Regions from separate parts of the Homo sapiens genome. Here region 2 is linked to region 1. Evidence: read pairs that join two places in POLR2A ChIA-PET (ENCODE). Cell type or tissue: PC-9. All regions are shown on one strand. Links, peaks and the distances in the headings refer to the core of each region. The heading gives the core; the rest is flanking DNA. Region 1 holds the start of MIR3175 (microRNA 3175). Region 2 overlaps SLCO3A1 (solute carrier organic anion transporter family member 3A1).

Region 1 (8,540 bases), core at 326-8,325:
ATAAGACTGTAATACTGTATTTTAACTGTACCTTTTCTGTTTAGATACACAAATATTTACCATTGTATTACAATCACCTACAGCATTCAGTACTGTAACATGCTCTATACAGTTGTGGCCTAGGAGCAACAGGCTACAGCATAAGTGTGCAGTAGGCTATACCTAGGTTTGTGTGAGATGTTCATACAACTACAAGATCACCTAACGACATACTTCTCAGAATGTATCTCCATTGCTAAGCAACACATGACCGTACAACCAGCATAAACAAATTCAAGATGTATCTACTAATCCTTGGTAAGCACACAATGGAACTGAAGGAACAGAACGGCATGGGTAGTAAATGCTCGGCAGGGACCAGGCGCAGTGGCTCACCCCTGTAATCCCAGCACTTTGGGAGGCGGAGGTGGCAAGATCATTTGAGGTCAGGAGTCTGAGACCAGCCTGACCGACATGGTGAAATCCCATCTCTACTAAAAATAGTAAGAAGTAGCTGGGTGTATGGTGGCAAACGCCTGTGATCCCAACCACTCGGGAGGCTGATGCAGAACAATCGCTTGAACCTGGGAGGCGGAGGTTGCAATGAGCTGAGACGGCGCCACTGCACTCCAACCTAGGCAACACAGTGAGATTCCGTCTCAAAAAAATAAATAAGATCAGCAGGACCTAAGGTCACCCACAGGCCTTTAAAGGAAGAGGACTATGTAATCATTCATTTAGTGAGTTGGTTAACTTTAGGAGGGTTACTAACATTTTTGCTATACTGACTTTCATATTAAATAAAATATACATATAGCCAGGCATGGTGGTTCATGCCCAGTTCAACACCAGCCTGGGAAACGTGGCGAAACCCCCTCTCTACAAAAAATTCAAAAAATTAGCCAAGTGCAGTGGCATGTGCCTGTAGTCCCAGCTACTAGGGAGGCTAAGGCAGGAGAACTGCTTGAGCCTGGAGGGTGGAGGTTGCAGTGAACCGAAATTGTACCACTGCACTCCAGTGTGAGAGATGGGAGTGAAACCCTGTCTCAAAAGAAAAAATTTATATATATGTATATATGTGTATATATATACATATATACATACACACACACACACACACACACACACACACGTAAAACCCTTAAAACAGTCCCTTACCCAGAGTAAGCACTCAATAAATATAAATCTACTTTGGTATTTTTCTACAAAATGTTCACCATGTACAATATTCCTTCCTGATAAAATCCAAAGTGAAGGCCAGGTACGGTGGCTCACATCTGTAATCCCAGCACTTTCGGAGGTCTAGGTGAGCCCAAGAATTAGAGACCAGCCTGGGCAACATGGTCCAAACCCATCTCTACAAAAATTAGACAGGTGGGGTGGTACACACCTGTGGTCCCAGCTCCTTGGGAGGCAGAGGTGGGAAAATCCCACCTGAGACTGGGATTGCAGCACCGCACTGTGTATGAGACGCTCCCCACAATAACAAATTATCCAGCCTCAGGCATCTATAATACCACCACGAGGCTGGGTATGATGGTTCACACCTGTAATCCCAGCACAGCAGAGTGAGACTCTGTCCCAACAACAACAAAAAATCCAAAGTGAAAGATTACCAGCTAGCAGGCACTGCTAGACTTAGAAACAACCCATACAAATGGGATACACCCTGGAGTTTATTACCACATTCTTTTGTATTTTTTCAATGTCGGTCACAATTCACAACCCACCAATGTTTTTATAAACCCAAGGGAAAGGAAGTTTAGAATGGAATGTAACTGCATTCCAAGTAAATAATTCTAGAATCTAAACTTCCAAAGGATGTAAGGAGAGTACACTAAGGAAGAGACGACCACAAGAGCTTAAAGCGACTAGAAGACACTTACAAGGAATTCAGAATCTTGAGGGGAGAAAGCCCACCTGCATATACATTTTTTATCTTTTTTCTTTTTTTTTTTTTGGTCACCCTGTCTCCCAGGCTGGAGTGCAGTGGTGTGTCAGTTCATCTAACTGCAACCTCCGCCTCCCAGCTTCAGGAGATTGTCCGGCCTCAGCCTCCCAAGCAGCTGGGACTACAGGCACCCACCATCATGTCCAGCTAATCTTTGTATTTTTAGTAGAGACAGGGTTTCACCATGTTGGCCAGGCTGTTCTCGAACTCCCTACCTCAAGTGATCCGCCTGCCTGGGCCTCCCAAACTGCTGGGATTACAGGAGTGAGCTACCACGCCCAGCCTGTGTATACATTTTAAAGGTATGCCTAGAACTGGATCTGCCATGACATTTAATATAGAAACATCCTCTTCCATCAAGCCTACAATTCCCCGTCAGCATCCTATCCCACTTTTGCTTCCAGAGGTCCTAACTCAAGCAGCTATTAAGACTAAAAAGGGAATTTAAAAATGGGACAGGCAATGGAAAGACCAAGGGTTAAAGTACACGAAGTGCTCCATCAGAAGATTTGAAAACACACGGAGATACTGCAAACATACAGAAACACATGCAAATTTGAAACACAGAGAGCTTTTAAAAATTAACTAGATCCTAGGGGCAGGGATGGACACTGGTATTTTTAGAAGCTCTCCACAGTCTGAAATGGGAATAAAAAGTAGAACCCATCTGACCTATAACCCAAAAAAGACAGGAAATAGAGGAAGTAGAGGAAACCCAAAACACACAAATCTTAAGACTATAGTTTAAGCAGACTTGCATGTTCGGCATTATGCTAAGACAAATATATAGTCCTATGGTTTAGACTGAACACTGAAAGCAAGCTACAGCCAATTAGACATTGGTTGTAAATATTACTGCTGTTACATTTATATCCATGGAGCAGTGCACCACAGTATTCAGTATTCATTCTCTAACAGCTTGAGAGGGGAAATGAGACAGAGGATAAACCAGGGTAATAATTATCAGCTTGGGGGAGTGGGGGTGGGTAGTTATCTACTCAGACTAACTGGCAAAAGCCGGGCTGTGATTCACACAAGAAGCTGTTGTAGTCCAGGAAGAGTCATATGCTCTCTCAAAAGGCTGGCTCTTCTCAAAAAAAAAAAAAAAAAAAAAAAATTCTAAGAGAGGATGAACTGTAAAACGCACCCAAGCTGACTAAATGAGGACTTGCCTCCTAAAATCATTCTCACAAATCTCTCCTGTAACTGGCCTAAACAAACTCTCCTGGTAGGCCAAGACAACCAGCGAGTTCCTCAGGGCCAACCTAGCTCCTGAAGAAGAACTTAGGATATGAAGGAGGGGTGCAAGAAAGTAAGATGAAACAAACAGTAAGAATAAAATAACCTTACTAAAAGCTTACATTTATTGAGCACTTTTAATGTGATGGGCTCTTTGCTAAGCATTTTATGGGCACTATATTATTTAATCTTCATGACCCAATGAAGATGACCATTATCTACATTTTTAAAATGAGAAAATTACAAGTCCAATCATAAGTGCTTCTTCACTGGCCTAAACTGGGAACAAAAATTTTCAGGACTAAAGTAAAAGCTGAACTCATACCTAGCTCTTGCCAGGCACAGAGGTAACAGTTAAGCATACACAAGTGACAAAATGACTCATCAGAATTAAATCCAAAGTATAAAATCAAGACTATCTCTACAATCCTGCCTTAGCCGGATGCTTCTGAAACATTCTCTCCTTCAAGATCAGTGATCACATTTTCCCCAAACTACAGGGACTCAGTAATGAGAACTGAAATACTTTTCAGTATGATATCCAGTCCAGAACATGTTGAAATACCAAACAAGAAGACCCATAACCAAACATATTAACAATAAAATGCTAAATTATGTAGCATGAATGGCTACCACATATCTATGTCCTCCATCATTTATTTCAAAAAGAAAAGCCTTGTCCCTCACTTCATAATCAGGGCTCAAATATATTCAGTATATAGGAGCTTTTTTTAAAAAATGTCTCTCCCCCTAGACTTGCTTTATCAATTAAAGATTCCATTGATTACAGAAAAGGGTCATAAGACAAATGTGAGTAATGTGTTCCAGCATTGTGCTGAATTACTGATCACAAAATAAAAATACAATCCAGCCTGGACATTGGATGACTAAGTTTTGTTACTCAGGCTTTATACTGATAACCCTAAAGTTCCAAAACAAGTTGTGAATGGCAGCTTTGCAAAGGTATACATGTGAACTCAACGCTTAGTCAAGCTGAAGTGCAGGAGGGAGTTACTCAGCTGTGACACACCCAGTGTAACCAAGCCACAAAGTTACTTTCACCTGTACACAAAATACTCTTAGAGGAATTTTTTTTTAAGTTTCTTTGTTCAAGTGACACCATATCAAGAAAGCCAAGTTCTTCAAGGAAGCAAAGTTCTAAGGTTACCAAGAAGCAGCTAAAAACTAAAGGATCTTAAAAAAAAAAAAAAAAAAAAGATGGCTCATAGCAAGAAAAAATTTAATGGCTGACACAGAGCAGTCACTCAATTTTTATACCAGAAACAAACTTAGTGTATCAAATTTTATGGGAGAAATGATAGGAGTTTGGAAATACCAGGTGGTCTCAGGAGGTCTCTCATAACTGTCAGTTGTTTTATTTGGGGGTAAGGGAGAGTAAACTAATGATAAAATCTGTGAGTTTTAGTTAAAATTCAAATAAACTTCCAGATTCACTCCTCAAGCAATAACTTGCTACAACTGTCACAACCAAAAGTCTTTATCAAAAATATTATTTGCCCACCTTCCTCTGCTGACTTAATCTTTACAAAGATACTAACTCCCTAACGGCCAAATACTAGTTGGAAAGTGCATATTTTAAACGGCAAGGATACAGAGAGAGAGAGAGAAAGAGAGAGAAATCGATCAACACTCTTTTCTTGCTGCTTGATGCTATTCCCCACATCAAAGGGAAAAAAAGTAGAAGGCTCAACAAACATACCTAAGAACACTGGTTCTATAAAAAACTTAATTGGCTGCAAGATTGTCAACAGTTAATAGGTAAATTGTTATATCATGGTATGCATTTTAACTCATAATGGTATTTAGGTTAAAATATCTTAAATAACAGAATAGTTCATATCCTCTTCAAAAATAATTAACTGCAATGTTGACTACTTTGACCCCAGTTTTAGGAATTGAAAGGTATTCAGCAAATACTATTAACACAACTAATTAGAATTCAGTCTCTACACAAAAAGGGAGGTGAGATTATTACTTTCGTTCTTGTGGCAGGTATACTTTAAGTTGGAAGCTACAGTTAAACGTTCATCAAGTTCTATAAACACTTAATTCTCTGTTAGCATTTTATACGCAATATACATTTGAGCATATAATTTTAAAATCAGGTACAAATTATTTGATGAACACTTCTCTGTAACAGAAAAAGCAATTTCAGCTAGTTTTCACAAACTATCCAAATAATTCTTCCCAAAGAACCTAGATTATGAGAACCTACAAAACTCACTATCATAGTGAATTCTAACTTTCACAGACTGTATTCAGAAACTTGACATACGCCCAAGCAAATATCACCTGCACTGAAGGGTCAACATCTCCTTTGAAGTAACACACTTTACTAAAATAACTCTAAACTATGGCTAACTACAGGACAGCCTACTCCAACTGCTAAAAAAACTCTAGTATGGCAGGAAAAAAACTTTGTCCACAGTAGATAAATCCACTGAATTTCTTGCTTGCTTAAATTCAGTATGTGTAATTTAATTATTAAGACATCGTTGCTGAACGATGAAGTTTTAACCAGAAATCCTTGTAAAGGTTTCCAAACAAGGCAAATCAGTGAGCATAAACCCAACCGTTTACCGGGACTCAGAATTCCCGAAATGGAGGCCTAGGGAAGATAATTGCGAAGATTTGGCCAAGTGACCCCACTATCAGCCAAGCTGTCAGTCACCCTGCATTAGCAAGTGCTATTAACACTTAAAAGAGTAGTTTTCTGACATTTACTTACATAGTAATGGTTGCCTAACGCTGTATTCTGCCACTTTTTAATGTTATTGAACGTGAAATTTTCTATTTTCTACTAAACTATCCCACTGTGAATCTTAAATATATAGTACTTAGCACATACTGACCTGAGTTTTTCTCCATCAAATGCCAACTGAGAAAATGTACGGTACCAAGTAAAAACGCATGGGGACAAGTTCAAATAATCTTCCCTTTGTTTATGAGCCATGTATTAAACAGCTGTTAACACCCGTCAAGAGGTTTTCACTAAAATAAAAGTATCCGCCTCTGACACTCAAACGTTTTGGTCAATTGTAACAAAATTAAACCCACTCATCTCTTCACACTGAACGGGGGCGGGGAGAAGGGACGCTAAGGTATGAAAAGGGAAAATGTAAAACTGGGCAAATTTTCTATTTTAAGATTTCCAAATAGTGCCTTTAAAATTTATAAATAGTGCCTGCACTTTTTCTCCAAAAGCAGCCGCTTCTCAAAGAGGATAAACCATTCCCGGAAATGGGCAAAAGAACACACTACAGGGTGCGGACCGCTACAGGCAAGGGCGGACAAGACTGCCAGGAGCAAACGCGTCCAGGAAAGAAGCCGCCCACCGGAAAGTCCCAACTAGAGTTCCCTTCCTTTTCCCCTCGGCGTGCGGCTCCCTGGGTAGGGGGAGGAGAAAGCGCCCGACATGCGCACGCGGCCAGACGTCACTGCGTTCTCTCCCCGCCCCCCAGGGGAGCCGTCTGACGTCACGGGGCGGAGGCTGCCGAAGGCGCCGCCGTTGACCCTGCTGTTACCAGGCGCGCGCACAGCCAATCAGCACCCCGCGCCGGCGCCGGCCGGCCTTTGAACTCGGCACGGCAACTTCCTGCTGTTTGGCGAGTACACAGTGCAATGCAGTATGTCTGTCAGCGCTGCGGCACAAAGGAACAGCCATTTTGTGACTGAGCTGGACCTGCATCAAGATGCCAGGGGCTCAAAGAGCTGCTGCGTGCCCTATCGAACTGCCTTTTATGTCGGCACCAGAGTTCCCCAGAAGAGCAGAGAGGGGGAAGGAAATAGGCTTTGGTATTTCAGATTTCTATTAGTTTAGATTCAGTCTTCTCCAAAATCCCGTTTTTTAATGTATTATCAGCGTCATAAAATGGCTGCCAGTTAAACTGCCTGTTCTAGTACACAAGTAACTGCATTATGCCATTTCTAATCATCCCCAGCCTTTTAGAATATCTGGTAAAGCGCCCCTGAAAATTGTAGGATTTACCCGCACCTCAGGTTATAAAAATAAATCTGGCTCAAAGGCAGACGATTTGGAGATAAATTTAATAAACTCGTTCAATTCTTAAGATAAATTGCTAACGTGGTGCCGTGGAGAACACACTGAACTCTTTGTGTGCACACAGTCCCGTTTTCATTCTTTGATGTTACTTAAGTTATCCCCAAGCTGCAAATTATTCAGATAAAAAGTATGGTATACTTCTCGTATGTCCATCATTAGAACTTTGTTTTAAATACTTAGAAATTTTACAAATATCAATCAAATGTTTTTAAAATCGCGTTTTTTAAAGTTTTTAATTTTCAAAAATCGTGATAAAGTATAACAGACTTTAGCATTAACTTCAAATTAAAATACAAACTTATATAACCACTATTAACTACTGCACTATTTCCAAAAACAGGGTATTACCAGATTTACCTAAACTTGCACTCATTCTTTCCAGATACTAAAGTAATTCTCAGACCAAAGTTTACTTGACCTGCAAACTCATTTCCTCTTCTGTGGCTCAGGCTGCAAAGGTGATTTTCGTAGTATTCCCTAAACACTATACTTTGGGCAATAAAAACTCTGATGGCAGAAGGAACCAAGTACTAATTACAGGGACAGTTCAGCTCAGTAGAAGTAATATTAATCTACCACATTAAAACACCACTAACATTCTACAGCTGCACATTTTAAAAGGAAGTGATGTCATAATTATGTACATGTATTAAGATATGAAATTTAGGGTAACTAATTTAAAAGTAACTATCTTCTTTTCAAAGAGTCTTAAATATTTTTGGACATCCATCAGGTATATGATTCAAAGTATACTTGACAAACCAATTTAAAAGTACAGTCAGTACATGCTTCATGTACAGCTGTAACCTCCACTACCAGTAAGCAAATGCCTGACAACTTCCAGGTAGTTTTCCAGGTGAGAGTAAAAATACTGAAAGAATACCAACACTGCTCAATTTTTTAGAATTAGAAAGCACAGTCTGATCAATGATGTTAACCACAAACCTTGCATAAGAGAGCCAAAACCCATGTGAGACCTATGCAAATGATACACTCAAGGGAGCAACAATTTTAGTGCTGAATCTTTAATAATTTGCCAAATATATCTGGAGGTTCTCATTTCTTCAAATTGTCATTACTTTCCAGAAAAAAACAGCTTAGGATGAGTAAAAAACTTTTCTGTCCTCAATTTAATCTAGTAATTTACATGGGCAATTCAATTAAGACAGCACTACAAACTGGGTGACAACTCAATGCAAAAAAATTTGGTAACTTATTTTCTAAAGCAAGGCTCAATATGCTTTCAGTCAAATAAAATAAATAGAATTCAGCATATTAGTAACACAT
Region 2 (8,540 bases), core at 280-8,279, 750 kb after region 1:
TTTTTGATGTAGCGTTTATAGTTTTTCCTCAGGCACTGCCACGTGGTGGTGTACAGGATGAAGGCGAAGGATTTGAGCGCGATGGCGATGCTGACATACAGGTATCGGTAGACCACATTGTCGTAGAGGACGCAGGCGCCTTGCTCCCCACAGAACGTGCTCCAGAACAGGCAGGTGGAGTCGATGCCAGCCCCGAAGATGAGGGGTGGAGGGATGAAGCCTGTTACCGGGAAAAGAATGTTAAGGTTCTGGATCTGGTGGCCAGTGCTCCCCTGTTCCTGTCTCTGCCTAGCTTTTCTTATAGCACTGCTAGGCAAATATGTCTGACTCCGTGGCTCAAAGACATGCTCAGGAGGCAAAGCGCATGAGTTTGTGTCCCAGTTCTGCCTTTTTATTATGGTACAAATCTGAGCAAGTTATTTAAGCCCTCCTGCCTTAGTTTCCTCATCTGCAAAATGGGGATGATGATAATACTACAGTCTTCACCAGATGGCTGTGAAGACTAACTTTACACATAGAAAGCATCAGTCTGGCATGGTGGCTCACACCTGTAATTCCAGCACTTTGGGAGGCTGAAGCAGGTGGATCACCTGAGATCAGGAGTTTGAGACCAGCCTGGCCAACATGGTGAAACCCCGTCTCTACTAAAGAGACAACCTGGAATTTGCACTGTGGTACATGTTGGTGCACATCTGCAGTCCCAGCTACTTGGGAGACTGAGGCAGAAGAATTGCTTGAACCCAGGAGGCAGAGGTAGCAGTGAGCCAAGATCGTGCCACTGCACTTCAGCCTGGGCAACAAAGCAAGACTCCATCTCAAAAAAAAAAAAAAAAAAAAAAAAAGCATCTAGAACAGTGTGTACTGTGTCACTTTACCATGTAAAGTGAATGACAGCTGCTATTATCATCATCATCCTCTGCTGAGAGCCTGAGAAGGCCAAGACGGTCTTCCTTGAAGAGAAACATTCTTAGTTAGTGTCAGTGAAAGCAGCGTAGTCTCATAGAGGAAACTGCACAGCGCCGGCATACTGTGTGTGGTGTTCCATAGAGGAAACTGCAAAGCGCCGGCATACTGTGTGTGGTGTTCCACAGAGGAAACTGCAAAGCGCCGGCATACTGTGTGTGGTGTTCCACAGAGGAAACTGCAAAGCGCCGGCATACTGTGTGTGGTGTTCTACAGAGGAAACTGCAAAGCGCCGGCATACTGTGTGTGGTGTTCTACAGAGGAAACTGCAAAGCGCCGGCATACTGTGTGTGGTGTTCTTCTGTTTGAGGCTTTTAGGGCTGTTGTGCTCTTGAGTGCAGGCACCACAAATTGGACTTGAGTACATCTGTGTGTATACACATATAGTTTAAATGGAAAATATCTGCATATATACTGACAACTTCGCTTCCCCTGGATATTTAATATTCCCAGCTCAGAATGAGTTGGTAACCAGTTTTGAAACCCTCACGGTAGAGCATTTCCGGTACCTACAACCAGTCACCAAAAATGGCAGATGAGATGAAAACCGTTCCCCTTCCTTACTTCCGTTCCCTGTTCCTCTCTGTGTTTCTTTGCCTGCTGTTATCCGAGTTATCAGACCTGGCTGCCCATGACAATCATCATCCAGGGTGTCCCATCCCAGACCACTGAAATCAGAGCATTTGGTGTGCAGCACAGTCCTCAGCACCTTCACATTCCCAGGTGATTCTGAGTGAAGGGGGAGAGTGTCATCTGTACTATGGGAAAGTGACAGATGAGTCACTAATGCAAATTAACTGTTCAAAAAAACTGTCCCCTTGAGGCCAGAATAAAGTGCCAACCATCTTCAGTGACAGACTGCAGGAGGAGGAAGTGATCTCTGGAACTAGGTGTGGCCAACTCTGAGATCCCAGGGCCTCTATACCTCTGTCTGGAGTGTTCCTTGCAGAGCTAGTCCTAGAGCATCTGAATTTCATTTTGTATTAAGGAAGGTCCCTCTGAGATTTTGATGAGATCTAGACCCATAGCCCAGCAAAATGCACCTACCCATAAAATCAAACCTGTATCTCAGGGGGTTCATAGGCCCCTGAAGTCCATCCATGATTGCTGGAATAACAGCATGTGCATTATAAGCACAGCAGCACCTCCATTCTGTGGGGCCTCCAAAGGCAGTTGGGGAGAGAGGGAAGGCTTAATGAAGGAAGCAGCCCTTCCCCCGGTTTTAATGACATGCCTGGAATCGGGTGAGAGCGGGGCTTTGCTACCCTATGAGTGCTAATGAGCTTGGCAGAGCTCCAGGCTCTCGGCCCAGGTGCCTCTGTACTTCTCCTTGGAACTCTTCACCTCCGCTGCTTGATACCCCAAAGAGAAGCCCCGGAGAAGATTTCTGGTTGAAATCTCATTAAACTTCCCAAGCAGCTCGATTTAATAAATAAGCTCCAAGCTCAAAATCCCACACAACCTGTTTCCTTCTTTCCAGCTGCCAGGTTGGGCTGTGGTCCTGCCGAATGGAAGCGCATATTCGTAGCATTCCCTGTGATCCCAAAGGCTGCCCAGGTGTCTCAGCCCTTCCCCACCAACCCTGTGTGTTTTCCCTGCCCCCTAACAAGTGCCTTTTTTCATTTCACTCCAGTTGAAAGAGCCAACTGGAGGAACTGCCATGGCAACCGCATAATAGAAACTAAGCCACACACCACGTTATTTATGTAAAAAATGAAGATCTGGAGCCAGTGTGTATTACAGATGGACCTAGAGATAAATGGAACTAATGTGGCCTGTTTCTGTGGCACAGCAGGGCAAAGCAAATCCATTCACCTTTCTATCTCTGCACGGGGCATAATCATTATATTGTGATTAGCTCCCAAATGCTCCTCCCTCCTTGTGACCTTTCTTGAGGTCATTTCACTTTGTTCTAGCCACCCAACACCTGGTGACGGGGAGCCAAGGTTAGAGAGGACACCTCTAGTAAATGCTTTGCTGCTGGAAGGAACTGAGGGTACAGGTGTCCCTTGCTCTATAATGCATGGATACTTGCATACAAATTCCAGGTCGGTGCAAACCAGGTCATATTTTAAGCACATCAAAGGAAATTTGCAACATAAAGGAACCAAATTCGTTAATAATTGTTAAAACCAAAATATCCCCCCAAAATACCACTGTGCAACTCATTCATGTACCTGAGTGAGAATTCTTATAATACTTGGTTGTCTTCTAAGTAGGGCATACTGCTATGTGATAAATATGCCAATTATATCTTGCCTATTGTCAAGCTCCACTACCAGATGACAAAACCTCTAAACAACAATTTGAAAGCTAAGTACTCAGGAGGCCGATGGGAGGATCACTTGACCCCAGGAGTTCCAGGCTGCAGTGAGCCATGATCACGCCACTGCATTCCAGGCTAGGAGACAGAATGGGATCCTATCTCCAAAAAAAAAAAAAAAACCTACCAAAGTTTTTCATGCTATGCTCTGTTCAATATTTCAGAGTGCATTTGTGGTAGAGATGAAATAAATTTTTTTTTTTTTTGAGACAGAGTTTCGTTCTGTGGCCAGGCTGGAGTGCAGTGGCATGATCTCGGCTCACTACAACCTCCGCCTCCTGGGCTCAAGTGATTTTCCTGCCTCAGTCTCCCAAGTAGCTGGGACTACAGGTGCCTGCCACCACGCCCGGCTAATTTTTGTATTTTTAGTAGAGACGGGGTTTCACTATGTTGGCCAGGATGGTCTCGATCTCTTGACCTTGTGATCTGCCTGCCTCAGCCTCCCAAAGTGCTGGGATTACAGGCGTGAGCCACCGCACCCAGCTGAGATGAAAGAACTTTTAAGGTGCCAAAAGTCCTGGAGAAAGTCACTTGATCTTTCAATGTCTGTTTCTTCATCTTTAAAATGGAGTTAATACCACCCTGCCTGGTAAGGGCTAAGGTAAACACTACACAAATGAGGTGTGTGTGTGAGTGTTTCGCCAAGGGTCTGATCTTGCCATGCAACCAGAACTTTTGCCACCTTATTCATGTTAGATAGGGGATTTGGGGTGGTATTTTAGAATAAACTCTAGGTTGAGTACCTTAAGTATAACCTTTGTGAGATTCCTTTTATACTTCTGAATAGTGAAAATATTGGCTTTCTTTTCCATCAAATTCATCTTTTCCTTTTTATTCACTTAAAATTCTTTCCCAAAGGGGAGGTCTAGCTATCAGGCCCTAAACTGCAGGTGTGCGGACAATACCAGAGACGAACGGACTGCATCTTTTTTGTTAGAGGCCTCTGCCATTCTGGAACTCACCTGATGAGTCACAGAAGGGAGTTCCACCTTGGTGACTCATTTTCACGCCCAGCCCCACATCCTTATATGTTCGTCACTCAGTTGGACCAAACAAAAACTCAGGCAGTCCCTGCAAGGAGCTGGTTCCCCATAGACAAATGGGAGACTGTGACAGTGTGACTGGCAACTGTCATGCTAAGTAGTATCATTAACTACCCCCTACCCAGGACTGTATAGAGTGCTCCACATCCATTATGCGTCCCCTCCATAACCACTCCCCCTGCCCCACCTTATTTCACATACAAATAAACTGAGAGTGAGATTATTTGTTCCAGGTTTGATATTTCAAAATTCCAAACCCAATAATCTCCTTCCTTCTAATTCAGACTTTGTTGATTTGAGAAGACTTTAGAGCTCTTATTGGGGATTTCCAGGGATACAGAGAACATTTTATTTACCCTTTTGCTAAGCTCCTGGCGTAACTGGCTTGAAGAAGCCTGGTTTTGAAGTGTGCAGAGGGTGAAACACACAGGGGGTTTGATCTTTGCAAAGCGGGCAGCCCTTCCTTCTCTGGGGTTGCTAATACATAGAGAAGGCTGGGAGACTTATTTTGTAAACAAACTCAGTATTTCGCTGGACACCTGAGGCAGTAATAGCAGATACTATGCTTGTCAGCAGGAAGAGACACGGAGTTGTCATCGTGGTAGGCTTTGATGTGAACTCAGACAGGGAGTTCACATCTGGAGTTTTGGTGACTGGGAGGAAATGCAAATTTGTGAACCAGAGACAGCTGATCTTGGATTCTAATTCCGCCACTTGGGAACTGTGTGATTCACACAACTTGAGTGAATCTCAGTTTCACTGTTTATACAATGGGCACGATCATACCTTCAGGCAGAGCTTTTGTAAAGAATCAATGGGATGCCATTTGAGAAAGCCCTCACAGGGTGGGCGCTCCAAAAATCTGGTTCCCTTGCTGCTGTTTGGCTTTTGTTCCGTGTTCAGGAACTCTTTTGGGTAAATGAAAATCCGTCCTAAGTTCACCACCTCTAGAGAAAGAGTTGTAGAAAACCTTTCAAGCTGTGATTCAGTGAATAATAACCCCCACTGGCAAGAATTCTGTACATGTACCCGGGAGGCTGAGGCAGGAGAATCGCTTGAACCTGGGAGGCAGAGATTGCAGTGAGCCAAGATCACACTATTGCACTCCATCCTGCGTGACAGACTGAGACTGGTCTCAAAAAAAAAAAAAAAAATTTCTCCACATCATCATAAGTTTTAGAGGATAATCAGGTGTGTCCAGAAGGGAGGACAAGGGGGGGGGCCAGGTGTACTTTAGTGTCCTCTCTGGTTTTGAGCACCTTCACTCTGTTAAGTCCTTAGTTACAAGGGAGCTTGATGATGGTGGTGTATTTCTTTAGTAACTGTGTCTTTTGAAGAAATGCTGTCTTCCCCAAAGCCTGCAAGAGCAGTTCTCTCTCTTTTTTTTATCTTGTCTTCTCCCTAGGTCCTCTGGGCAGGAACTTGTGGATGAAGCAGGTGTTAATAGGGTTCCATCACTGGGGCACTGGGAACCCACCCTGTGCTGAGGAAGGTATGTGCAGGCTCAATGCTGTTGCCCGCTATTAGAGGGAATATTAAAAGGACTGAATCTTACTATTACACTCTGGCTTAAATTGCAGCTATATATATTTCAATGCATAACTTGCTGCACAGTTTAAGAACACTGTCTCTGTTTTCCTGAAATCTATTAACAGAGATTAAACCTCAGGGCCTTATATATTGGCTATTTAATTTACTCTCTTAGTTGAAATGGCTGGGCCTATTTATATTCCTTGGTCTAAACTTAAAAGGTGAACTGAAAGGCTTTTGTAAGAAAAATAAGTTCAAATTCCTTTACGGGACAAAATGGAAGCTGAAAATTACGGCCACTTACATTTAAAAAGATATCTGTTTCTCTCTGGCTTACCTGCCAAGACTTGAATTCACCATGGAATCTCTATTCAACCTGGTGGAATTACTGTTATGTCCAGCACCAGCTAGAAAGGGAGATGCTGAAAAGTGTATTCTCCTGGAAGGTTTAATGAGTTCTCTGCTTCAGCAATGCCAAGAAAGAATCTGGGCTGTTTTCCAGTGATACCTGACATTTACTTTTCTTAAACTGGAGAGTCTGCAGGAGCTACTATGTTCTCCTTTCATTCCTGGACCCCTTGTTAAAGTTGGTAAGGCCCAGAGAGCTTAAATAATCTGCCACATGGTCAGGAAAGGCAGAGCTAGGCTCAAGAGCAGGTGTGACTGACTTTAGAGGGCCCATGGTAAATACTGGATGTCATCTCAGTACAGGTAAGGGTGGCAGATCATGGGTGGTGCAGGTACATCAGGAGGTGAGGTCCACTGCTGACAGAGCCAGGGCACATGGCTGGCGCCTAACATATGTTCGCCGAATGAACAATTAAAAGTGTAGGCAAGTGGAAGGGGTCTTCCATGCATCCCACCGCCGTATCTCACTCCCTCTCATCTCTCACCTGGGGCCCCTGGGCATGCTGTGCTTGCTTCTTCCAAAGCAGCACTTAACACGTTCATTTTTCCACTTGCCTATAAACTTTGGCATATGCAAGACGATGCTCACAGCAGGAACTCAACAAATGTCTGACAAGCCACAGCAGGAGTGTCTAGGATGTACTTTTCCAGAGTAGTTCACAAATCACCCCAGACCAAGGACAATCTGCTCAGGAATGACCCCTGCCTACAGAAATGCACCCCGAGGGCCTTCCCTATGCTTTTGGCTAGGCGGGCAGGCTGGAAAATTAAGAGGCAGGGTCAGTGTATGTGGGGAGTTTGTAGTGGTATTGTGGAAGCTAAGCTCATCCCTAATGACACCCTGAGACACTTGATCTATTGTTTCTTATTCTATTAAAGGCTTCTCCATAGCCTCAGTCCCAGGGGCTCCAAACCTCAGCCTCATCTTGAGCTTTCATTGCTTCTCTTTTGCTTTCACTTAGGTCGGTTGGGTTGGGGGGATCTCAATAGATGCTGTCTCTTATGTGGCTCCCATCTGTCTTTACCGTTCAAACCCACTGCTTTGCTGGTGGTCAGCTTCTCACTTCAATGCTTTTGATGGGTTATCCTGCATCCTGCTAAACCTCATGCCCTGCTCACCTGCTGCTCTACCTAAAGCAGAATTCTGAATGTACATTCACTCTCCCATCTGAAACCCCCATTTGCTCCACACTGGCAACTACTCAGCCAAGTATAATTTCTCCCTTTGAAAATCAAGGCCCTCTGTAACTCTTCCAACCCCACACCTTCCCCACACTTGCTTTGTTCTCCTACTGCAGCCGCCAGAGGCAGGATATTGGCACCTACTTATCTGTGCACCCTGAGCAGCCCCTAGACAGCACCTTGGATGTGGAAGAGTCTCAGCACATGTATGTTTCCAATAATTTAATTTGGTGTAACGCCCTGGCAAGCAGTGGCCCCAGGAACAAGATTCTAGACCAACTCAGGAGCAGAGAGTTTGCCCACAGCCTGGAGAGAAAAGGAGTAGCCAAGACACCTGCAGAAGAATAAAGGAGGATGGACTCAATTATACCAGGAATTCTGCTATGAGTAGATCGTTCAGTTTACTCTGAATTCACTGACCCTTCTCCAGCTCAGTGTCTTCCTCCCCTACTCAACAACATAAACTTGTCCATGTGAGCCTTTCATTAACTCACTCTCAACATCCACGCTCTTGACCCCTGTCCCTCTCTGGCCAGCAACACCCTGGGCTTTGTCATTGGTCAGAACTGCTCCACTTCCATAATCTCGAAGTCAGACAATGAGGCTTTGGCCACATCCTCCAGTTCTTTTTCCATTATTTATTACAACTAGTTTTTACAGTTCCTGTATCTTTGTCCTCTCTCCTTTCTCCCATCTCAGCCCTACTTTGATCATCACCCTCAGCTTCTTTGGCTCCACTCTCCTGCCACACTCCTGCTTCTACTCCAGGGTGCTGGGGCCACTCCCAGAGCCCCACTGACCAGTACACCTCTGCAGCCCTGCCCTGGCCCTTTCTACCAACTCCTTGCTCTTGGTGGGTAAAGCAACAAGGGAGACCGATCTCACATTCATTTCTAGCTCCTGCCCTCTTCACTTACACCCAAGTGTCTGGAAAGAGGGTCTTCCTGTTCCCCTATCCCATTTCCTCACTCTGACCCATGAGGGTGGTGCATCAAAGATGGCCCCCTCATTGTCCAGTATGGCAGACACTGGCCACATCCACCTACTTATGTGAAAACTAATAAAATTAAAGTAGGCTACAGAAGCCACAT

What was found. Peaks named below come from ENCODE experiments on the same cell type or tissue, not always from the same donor. Only the 100,000 strongest peaks of a DNase experiment are listed, where the experiment ranks them.
Region 2: POLR2A ChIA-PET joins it to region 1 with 10 read pairs; 2 of 35 experiments call an interaction of 5 or more read pairs at or near these places.

What each region holds. Positions count from the first base shown.
Region 1 is chr15:92,902,511-92,911,050 of GRCh38, reverse strand. The region is part of intron 2 of CHD2 (chromodomain helicase DNA binding protein 2); the gene reads right to left. It overlaps MIR3175 (microRNA 3175), which reads right to left and starts at 6,652; the gene lies at 6,576-6,652. RefSeq lists enhancers at 6,359-6,598, 6,879-7,058, 5,920-7,119 and a silencer at 6,759-6,808. In PC-9, for the core only: no CTCF peak of the experiment used is centred there; DNase peaks (open chromatin) are centred at 3,530, 4,210 and 6,700; H3K4me3 peaks cover 5,790 bases; H3K27ac peaks cover 7,060 bases.
Region 2 is chr15:92,154,436-92,162,975 of GRCh38, reverse strand. It overlaps SLCO3A1 (solute carrier organic anion transporter family member 3A1), which reads right to left. Exons shown (of 10, transcript NM_013272.4): 10 at 1-220. Among named protein-coding and RNA genes, the nearest start is that of ST8SIA2, 240 kb to the left of the region's middle. In PC-9, for the core only: no CTCF peak of the experiment used is centred there; a DNase peak (open chromatin) is centred at 4,295; H3K27ac peaks cover 841 bases.